Regions from separate parts of the Homo sapiens genome. Here region 1 is linked to region 2. Evidence: chromatin contacts called from ENCODE POLR2A ChIA-PET data. All regions are on one chromosome and are shown on one strand. Each heading gives the region's core, a stretch centred on a gene start or an enhancer-like site at or near the end of the contact. The rest is flanking DNA. Distances are from core to core; before and after follow the strand shown.

The links. ChIA-PET counts read pairs that join two places held with the same protein, here RNA polymerase II (POLR2A).
Region 1: POLR2A ChIA-PET joins it to region 2 with 10 read pairs in AG04450. The contact joins the promoter of CDC42 here to the enhancer-like site in region 2. POLR2A ChIA-PET finds 5 or more read pairs at or near these places in 2 of 52 experiments (A673 and AG04450).

Annotation. Positions count from the first base shown.
Region 1 is chr1:22,051,302-22,056,285 of GRCh38, forward strand. It overlaps CDC42 (cell division cycle 42), which reads left to right and starts at 1,408. Exons shown (of 6, transcript NM_001791.4): 1 at 1,408-1,441. RefSeq lists silencers at 1,497-1,646, 1,707-1,926, 1,937-2,116 and enhancers at 1,829-2,396, 2,397-2,965.
Region 2 is chr1:13,790,393-13,795,600 of GRCh38, forward strand. All of the region lies in intron 8 of PRDM2 (PR/SET domain 2), which reads left to right. Among named protein-coding and RNA genes, the nearest start is that of PRDM2, 93 kb to the left of the region's middle. RefSeq lists an enhancer at 2,389-2,889. Within about 2 kb of position 2,344, at least 3 of the 41 ENCODE cell types and tissues checked have a DNase peak (open chromatin) inside an H3K27ac peak, as active enhancers do.

The DNA of each region.
Region 1 (4,984 bases), core at 158-2,657, 8.3 Mb after region 2:
AAAGTGCTGCGATTACAGGCATGAGCCACCGTGCCCGGCCTAGGATAAGCAATTTAAGCGATTTTTCTCTAACATGGGGAAACATCTAAGAATAAGAGAGGGAAGTTCTCTATTTTCCTGAAGCTTTCATACTAGCAGAGAAGACAAATAATAGATACTGCGAAGATAGGATGATTGAAGAATGCAGTGATATAAATTTGGGGGAAGAGGAGGGAGGCAGAGCAAAGAAATTCAAGGCCTTGGCCAGACGTAATGTCTCACACCTTGTAATCCCAGCAGTTTGGGAGGCTGAGGCAGGCTGATAGCTTGTGTCCAGGAGTTCGAGACCAGCCTGGGCAATCCAGCAAAACCCTGTGTCTACAAAAAAATACAAAAATTAGCCAGGCATGGTGGCATGCGCCTGTGGTCCCAGCTACTTGGGAGGCTGAGGTGGGAGAATCGCCGGGACGTCGAGATTGCAGTGAGCTGAGATCGTGCCACTGCACTCCTGCCTGGGTGACAGAGCAAGAACGTCTCAAAGAAAAAACAACAACAACAACAACAACAACAACAACAAAAACACAAGGCCTGTGGTTGGGGGAAGGTTGTAACTCTAAAAAAGACCCATGTGGCTACAGCGAGGGACACTGGGTGTAGGTAGAGATAAGAAGAGTGATACTCAGTTCTCACATCACGGCGGACTGAATACAGGCCCGGGGAGTGAGAGACCATCCACCCCTGTGATCTGGGGCAAGTCACCAGCCCTTTCAGAGAAGCTTCCGTCTTCTCTGCAAAATGGGACAATACCTTGCTTCACAAGCTTGCAAGGATCAAAAGAACTGGTAGTGGGCCGGGCGCGGTGGTTCACGCCCGTAATCCCAGCACTTTGGGAGGTCGAGGCAGGTGGATCACTTACTTGAGGTCACGGGTTCGAGACCAGCCTGGGCAAAATGGTGAAACCCCGTGTCTGCTAAAAATACAAACATTAGCCTGGCGTGGTGGCAGGTGCCAGTGATCCCAGCTACTCGGGAGGCAGAGGCAGGAGGATCGCTTGAACCCAAGGGGTGGAGGTTGCAGTGAGCTGAGATCGCGCGCTGCACTCCAGTCTGGGCAACAGATCAAGACTGTCTCAGAAAAAACAAACAAAAAAGAACTGGTAGAGGAAGCGCTTTGCATACTATCGTTCACAGTATTATTACAAATACAACCATTAGGAAAACATGCAGAGCATAGCCCCGAACTCACGAGCTGCGCCGGCCCGCGCGTGCGCGACAGGCGGGCGGAGCCAGGGCAGTCCAGGCACCGCCTTGACCCGCCCCAGCCTCTTCCCCTTCCCTGTTCCTCCCACTTCCGCGGGCACCCAACTGTGCGTCTCCTGCGCGCTGACGTCAGGTGCGTGCCCCTGTCCGGCAGCCGAGGAGACCCCGCGCAGTGCTGCCAACGCCCCGGTGGAGAAGCTGAGGTGAGTGCGGGGCCCGAGGTTCCCCGCGGGAGCTGCCACCCTACCTTCCCATCCCCGCCGTCTCCGTCCTCTCCCAGTCCTCGGGGACACCCCGTCTGCGGGATCGTGGGGGGCCCGGGAGCACGGGTTGTGGGGGAGTGCCCGGCTCGCGCTGCGTCCTCCGGGCGGGCGCGGGTCCGCGTTCTGTGGGGGAGCCGGGGCGGGGGTCGCGGCCGGGGAGGCAGGGGGCGCCCGTCTGAGGAGGGGCGCGCGGCCGGGGCTCGGGGCGCGAGCGGGACCGGGCTGTCACCGGCAGCGGCGGAAGGAAGGGGGTCACACCCATCCTGGGCGCCCGGGCTCCCCTCCCCCCAGCCCGGCCCGGCGGGCTCCTAAGGGCGGCCGGGGGCCTCAGAGCGACTCGCGGGCGCTTGGGCCGGGCCGGGCGCCGGTCTTCCGTGCTGGCAGGCTGCGTTCCGTGCCCTGCGCTCCGGCCTGGACTTCCTGCTTCGCCGGGCGCCGCCGCGGACATTTTGCGGCGGGGGTGGGGGGGCGGGGGAGGGGAGTGGCGTTGCGGCCGCGGCGGGGCGGTGGCAGGAGGGCAGCTCGCTGGCTGCTCGCGGCGGTGCCTGTCCGAGCTCCCCTCCGCGCCGGCCGCGTCCTCTGGGCGGGGTGGCCCCGAGCCACGGCCTCCAGGCTGCTCTTCCTTTCGGAGGTCGAGTTCCTAGCATTTCCATCCGCTCCTCCAGCCCGCTCCCTGCCGGTTTAGCTGAAGCTTCCCTTTCGGGGAGTTACCTAACTACCTCCCGAAGCCGTCGTTCTGCTGCTTGGTTAATTCCTCTTATCGGGGGGGAATTTTCTTTGTTCGTTTGTTTTTCCTCCCCTTTAAGTCCAAGATAAATGTAGTGTGGAAGATTACGTCATCGCGGTATAAGGAGTGAGACTTAACTCCTACAAGTCAGGGACTTAAATTCAAACAGCATTTTGCAGCCTTAGTCGGTCACCCAGTGGCTTATCCTGCCTGCTTCCCAACACGTCGTATTCACAGATGATGTTTTGAAAGCTTGTTACTTGTGTTCATGACCGCCTTCAGTGCACCTAAAAGCTAGGAAGGTTTAAAATCCCAGGATTAGTTTGTGTCAGGGAATAAAGTGTAAGACAACACCGTCCACGGCCCCTTGCGTGGCATTAACTTTAAATAGAGGTCCCTTTGACTATACTAGAATGAGGTGGGTTTATTTGTGGGAACACTTTTCGGTCCAAAATGACTTTCCCAGACTGTTTATTCTCCTTTATGACTTACTGCATGCTGGGAATCTCCCTAGGTTGATTCAAGTGCACTTTTTGTGGTGAAGTTGTGTTGAAAAGAGGATCAGTTTATGCCTGATCTATGCTAGACATTTTAGTTTTGTTATTAAAAACGAGACTTCGATCTTTAAGCAAAAAACTTAATATTTTCATAATTTTGAGATCACAATTTTTATTTTTTTTGAGACAGGGTCTCAAAGACGTTACTAAATATAATGGATATTGCACTCCCAGGCTGCAGTGCAGTGGCGCGATCTTGGCCCACCGCAGCCTCCGCCTCCCGGGGTCAAGTGAGCCTCCCACCTCAGCCTCCCGAGTAGCTGGTACTGCAGGCATGTACCACCATGCCCCGCTAATTTTTGTATTTTTTGTACAGACAGGGTTTCGCCATGTTGCCCAGGCTGGTCTCGGACTCCTGGGGTCAAGCAGAGATCACAATTTTTGTTCCCTAGGGTGTTTACATTCTAAATTTTGTATCCTTCCGCGACTGCAATAGTATCACACAAAAATGTTGACTCTGTAAAGCAAATGAGATCCAATTGTGTAATGCATTGTTGTAAAGATAATTCATGTCGAAACAAGTGCTTTCCCACTGTTTCTCATTTCTATAGAGAACAGATTGGTAAACACTTAAAAGGAGTGTAGGTTCAAGGCAGCTTTCTGTAGTGTGTAGGCATTACAGACCATTGGATAGGTGTGGAACTTGAATCTTCTGAAATACATTTGTTAGCCTTGATGTAATATTTTAGGCATATAAAATTGGAACACATCTGCCTTATTTTCTTGAGCTTTCTATTTTTAATAATTTTAAATAATATCAATTTGTATCTTTCCTTTTAGAAAGTAACAGTAGTTTGAATTTATGTATATATATATATATATATATATATATATATTTTTTTTTTTTTTTTTTTTTTTTTTTTTTTTTTTTTTTTTTTTTTTTTTGAGAAGGAGTCTCGCTCTGTCTCCCAGGCTGGAGTGCAGTGGCGCAATCTCAGCTCACTGCAAGCTCCGCCTCCCAGGTTCACACCATTCTCCTGCCTCAGCCTCCCGAACAGCTGGGACTACAGGCGCCCGCCACCACGCCCGGCTAATTTTTTGTATTTTTAGTAGAGACGGGGTTTCACGGTGTTAGCCAGGATAGTCTTGATCTCCTGACCTCGTGATCCGCCCGCCTCGTCCCCGCAAAGTGCTGAGATTACAGGCGTGAGCCACCGTGCCCGGCCTGAATTTATAGTTTTTATACTGAGATGGAGATAAGAGTTTGGTAATCAACTAAGTATTGAATGAGCTCGTTTTCAGTAATTTCTTCAAGACCAGAAAGGTATCACATCCTCTGTTTATACTCTTAAAATGTTTTCATGTTACAACCAATACCTGTCCGTATTAAACTTAATTTTTTGGGAATCTAAGGCAGATGTTATAGCCTAGAGTAGTATAGGGAGTTAAAAAAAAAATTGGTGATTTTTTTTTTTTTTTTGGAGACAGGGTCTTACTCTGTCGCCCAGGCTAGAGTGCAGTGGTGTGATCACAGCTCACTGCAGCCTCGGCCTCCCAGGCTCAACTGATCCTTCCACCTCAGCCTCTGCAGTAGCTGGGACTACGGTGCATGCAACCAGACCCGGCTAATTTTGGTATCTTTTGTAGAGATCGGGTTTCCTCATGTTGTCCAGGCTGATCTGGAATGCCTGAACTCAAGCTATTTGCTCCTGTTGGCCTCTGAAAGTGCTGGGATATAGGCATGAGCTGCTGTGCCGCTGACAGGCTTTCTTGGAAGTAAAAGACTAGTTGTGCTTTTATTTATAGATGTATTTTAAATGCACTTCTCTATTGTTTTAGAGTTTTTTTTTTTTTTTTTTTGAGAGGATGAGAAACAATGAGCACCTTAGGCTACAGGGCTTCCTTTGAAGGGGAGAGAGGGTTAAATATTGTGTTAACATATCTTCCATGAAAATATCTCTCTGTATTAAAAGGCTTCATTCTGGAATTTTATGGTAATGCCTTATTCAGTGTTCTCTTCCACATAGATTTCCTCATTAGATTGTAAGTTCTGTGAGGGCAGGGCTTTGGCCTGGCATGGTCACCCCATTGCTAATGCCTAGAATACTGCCATACATACAGTAGGTTTTAAGAAATATTTTTTAAGTGAATGAATTTGATGATGTCTGAGGGTTAACGTTTTCCCTAATATTCCATGGGCCTTTTTGCTGTGTTTCCTGAGACAGCTTTTGTGCTTGGTCAGCCATATCTTTATTTGGG
Region 2 (5,208 bases), core at 1,094-3,593:
AAGCCAATCCTGAGCCGTGTCCACTTGGTGGAAAGAGGAGGTGGTGGGCCTTGAGGGTGAAGGAACCACGGGCCTAATGTGTAGTTTCTCTCTGGCTTATGTTGATTCCAAGGCCCAAGCCCCCTTGGGCCTTGCCCTTCTGGTGGCTTGACCTTTCCTGAAGGGTTTGCCTCACAAGCAGAACCTTGAATACACAGTATTATGGGATAAGAAAAATAAAGGTCCAGATTGGTGGGAATGATGACGTGACCGTTAAGATTTTAGACAGAACATCTAATGTCAAAATAGAAGTTGAATACGGTTTGAGGTTTGAGTGGGTGGCATGTAGGGAAAAAAGTGCGAAACTGCTCCTTGGTGCCATGGATCTCTGTGCTGCAGTCCCAGGCCCCTAGGCCCGATCCTTGCTGCCACCTACACAGGGTCATGTCACTTCCTCCCTCCCCCCCTTCTGCCCTTGTGCCGCTTCCTCTGAGTGGTGGTGGAAATGATCTGAGAAGCTTTAGGGTGGATTCAGTCTGGCTTTCCAATGCCTGCTGTTTGCTGGGTACTCTGCTGAGCATCTACAAGTCTTGGCAATGACAGCCTGAGGTTGGTGTCATTTACCGATGGAGAAACAGATTTGGGGAAAGTGATTTTGTTCCAAGGGCACACAACTCTAAGGTGGCAAGTTGGGATTTGAACTCCAAGCTACACTGTGCAGTCCATCGTTTTTATAGGTAGGGTTTTTTTTTTTTAAGGGATTTTATTTCTTCTAAATATAGAAAACAGGACGCAGTACCTTCTCCATAAAAGCTTTTCCAAGCATTAGTGAACAAGTGGAACAGTCATTTGTGGGTAAGGAAATCTTCCTGGTGCAGCGAGCCTTTATTAGTCAGGAGTTGCTCCTGGACCCATTTGCTTTTAGTTTCCCTCTCACTGTGGAATAAACTTCTACCCCCATCACAGACCAATTAGTTCAGGTCAATCAAGCTGGCTTTTATAGAGCCATGTGGTTCATCAACGGCAACGTGACTGTTTAACAGAAGCCAAGCTCATTATAGTAATACCCTTTGATTTTGGAGATGATTCTAAAGGCCCTGGGATCCTCAAGCATCTCCTCAGATACCGGCGGAGAACCTTGAGCTGCTGGGCATTAACCCAAAAAGAAAGTTGGTCTAGGCTGCCTCCCGACTTCAGCAAATAGTGTGTTTGTTACATGCAAAACAAACAGGTATTTACGTTCTGCCGATACCTTATTTTTAAAGTATAGGATTAGAACCTGGAGGGGGTGTGTAGGTTTCATTTAGTTTTCTAGATTAAGAATTGAGGAAACCATCATCACTCTACATTAAATTACTTGCAGTTGCAAAAATTGCATTTAATTGTGAGTCATTAAAAGGTACCCAGAAATACTTTTATTAAAATAAACTTGTCGACCTGTTGCGGGTAATAGGATTTGCACATGCCTGCATTTCTGCCTTCCTTATGTCAGCTGGATTTCTTTTCAACTCTTTTTTAAAATAGAAATTCAGGTGGACATTCTGGAGACCATAAACATTTTACGGAAGACTGGTGCCTAAATGTGCCTTCCCATGTCCAGCTAATAAACCATGGCAGGAAGTCAACAGAACAAGCCATGTTTCTGAACACCCTTTCATAGGTGCCACCTGAGTTACTCAGTGAGGGGAGAAAGAACTGGAGTGTCATTTCAGCAACCACAGAAAGCTACAGGTGAATTTTAAAGCCCAGGTTTGTGTTCTGATTCAGAACATATTTAAGCTAAGAATATTTCCTTATTCATGTTTAAACAGGAGCCTATGATACAATCTGGAATCCTACATCTACTGAGTCTTAGCATTAAATCTAAATGTACATTTAAAATAGGACTCACTTTAAAAAACCTGGAATTTGTGGCACAGGTAAGTTAACAAAAGGGCATTTAGGCCTTAGGAGACAGTTATGGGTATTTTAATTTTTTAACTTAAAAACAATTTCAGTGTACAGCAGTTGAATTTGTCGTAGCATTTAATCATTGGCCCAAAATATACTTTAATTTTTTTTATTGGAATGAAGTTATTTAAAACTCATGGATTCAATTTTCCTTGCGGTAACATTCTCTTCTCACTTGCTTTTTATAATCGCATCCAATCCTTGCCAACCCAGCTAGAGTTTAGAACATTTTCAGATGGCTTCTATTTCCAGGCTATTATTGGACTTGTGAATTCAGGCACATTCTCCTGTTGTGATTCAGTCAGCCAGCCATTCAGAAAACATCTTTCAACAGCCAATCTGAATCATCAAAGTGTCAGGCTGTAGATCTGAAGGACTTTGTCCTGGGACTCTTAGAGGACCCTCGGGGTGTAGCTAACCACCATGGAGGGAGTTGAGGATGCGCCTGGAGTGTCACTGGCCTTTCCAGCGCGTGGGGCACCTTTCTGAGTGCTTTACATTTTGAGCTCTCCCACATCTGACGGAGATGGTATTCTCATTTACAGATAGATTAACCGAGTCGGAGAGAGGCAACATCACTTGAATTATGTCCCATGGCTACAAGTGGAGACCCCAAACCCAGCCATCTGGTTCCAGAGCCAAGCTCAACTACAATTTGAAACCACCTAATCACTGTGCCCTTGGGTTTTAGAGAGACTTGCATGTACATAACTGTTGTGTCCCCCAAATGAGATGCTGATGGCCAGAGAGCAGTTTTACTGCAGAGAGTGTGTGTAGGATCATGGGAAGAACATGGGCATTGAATGCCTTCCCATCTAGGTGTTCCTTACCTGGGTGCTGTTAGTTACTGAGTGGCAGGGCATGCTGCCCACAGAGTGACCAGCTTCCTGGCCTGTAGGGGAGCTCTGTGCCCCCCACCTGCCACATGCCGTGCGCGTTACAGAAGGCAGCATGTGTTCCCAGTGAGGATCCAATGGCTGATGGCTGTGGTGGCGCTGGTGATGACAGTGGACGCTTAATCCGCGTCAGGTGCTCAAGTCCTCACAAAAACAGACCTAGGGAGGCACCGCTAAGGAAATTGCCAGGTCTTAGTAGCCGGCCCCGGGTGGAAAGGGGCAGCATGTGGGGAACTTGGATGATGGTGATCACTAAAGAACTTGGGGACGAGGCTGTTGCAGAAACGACTCACTTTTCAAAAGCCCTGAAAGAGAAAAAAGCCCTTTGTGGGAACTGAGAAACATAAGTTTCTATTAATTTCATGAGTGGGTGGTTCTATCCTTTGGTGAGGCTAGAGCTTTGTCAGAATTTTTAAAACACTCCTAAAGGCTTCTAGAATGATGTATTCTTTTCTATCTAGGTAAGTGCGGAGCAATTGAGTCCCGGCTCATGGAGAGCATAGAGCAGGGATGTCCAATCTTTTGGCTTCCCTGGCCCACGTTGGAAGAACTGTCTTAGGTCACACATAAAATATAGTAACATGAAAGCTGATGAGCTAAAACAAAAGAAAGATATCGCAAAAAAAAAAGTTAGTGTTTTAAGAAAGTCTATGAATTTGTGTTGGGCTGCATGCAGCTTGTGGGCTGCAGGTCGGACAAGCTTGGTACCTGGGGAGCTCCAGACATTGATTCTCCTGGGATCCCTGGAGCCTTTCTCAGTCTGAGACCAGGGCCCCTCATGGGAGCAATGCAAGTTGAGACAGAGCTTCAGTTCAGCCTGGTCTGCCATGATTACATAGAAATGGAAATTCCAAGTTCAGAATTTCCTGAAGGCCACTTGCATTCCACAGAAGAGATGGTGAGGTGCAGGCCAGCACTAGCCGGGGTTGAGGTTCTACTGTTTTCATGACAGGCAGCGGAATGTAGGTACGGGCATTGGCTCTGGACCTGGAAGGCTGATCAGCTGGCACCTCCTCCAAGAAGCCTTTCCTGACCATCGATCTGTCACACTGCCTGGTCCCTCATCCCTCTACTTGCTGTGCTTTACTGTTCAAGACCCTTAAGCCTTCTGTACATTCTGTTATGGACTCATTATGTTTGTTTACTCTATGTCTCCCCCTTCTTAGATGAGAGTTCTACCCAGGCAGGAACTTTGATTTCTTCACTGCTGCGTTCCCAGCATCTATTAATAGAATGGAGCCTGGCATGTAGTAGCTGCTCAATAAATATTTGTTGAATAAAATATTTGAATTCTGGCTTTATCATGTGTAGTTCTGTAAGCGTAATCTATGCAAGTTACTCAACCTCTCCGAGCCCGTTTTCCTTTCTGTGGAAGGGCAGTAATCAATCTGACCACAAAGAATTGCCACGAAGACAACTTTAGAGCAGCCTGGAAGGACCACAGATGCTGTTCACCCCAGTGAGTGCTGTCAACGTCAGCTGCTGTCAGCATCACTATTATGACTGACTGATGTCCTCTCTAATCTCAGTTTGAATCTGATGAAAAGTTGAGCCTGGCATGCCATGTATAAGATTTCATGACAGCGTGAGTTGTAGTAGCCAGAACATTCCCTCATTATCTCCTGCCTCTGCCCAGAGAGAAAGCTCTCAAGTGGCCTGTAACTCCTGGTTTGGCTACCAGTGGCACCAAGGACCTTTGCTGTGTCTTTGCCAGGCCAGAGCTGTTCCTCTGTGGACCAGAGCTGCTTCCTTCTTATAGCAGATGCTCCCACCCATCAGAACTAAAGAGAAGTGAGCTGTAAGACAAGAAATCATTTTCCAATTCAAAGTGAGAAAAAAGATGATTCATTCTTATTCTATCACCCCCTCCCTGTAACTTTCTATTTCTTTTGGTTTTGAATTTCAATGTCAATTTTTAAAAGGTAAGTTAAGAAGAAAGCATTTCATTAGCTCTGTCAAACCATGAAAACCAAATAACCTCGCTTTGCTGAAACAATAATAATGTAAGGATGATCACCGATAATGCTTGCTGGCCACGATGTAAATAAAGGGCTTTCCATGTATTACCTCATTTAATCTTCAAAAGAGCCCTATGAATAATTTCATGTTCTCCCATTTTACAAATGGGGAAACCGAGGCACAGGGAAGTCAAGCAATTTGCCTGAAGTCACAGATGGTAGGAGGTGGAGCCAGGAGTCAAGTCCAGGCAGTCTGTCTCATCTCTTAATCATGAGTTTGTGCTACCTCTCGTCTGTGGATCTAGGCGTGAGGAGGTAGAAGGGAGCCCCTGGTCACGCCCCTGTGCCGCCTTCTAGTGGCATGGCCTTTAAGCAGCAAAGAATGTGACTTGTAAGCACCTTGTCTGCTGGACAAGAAGCACCAG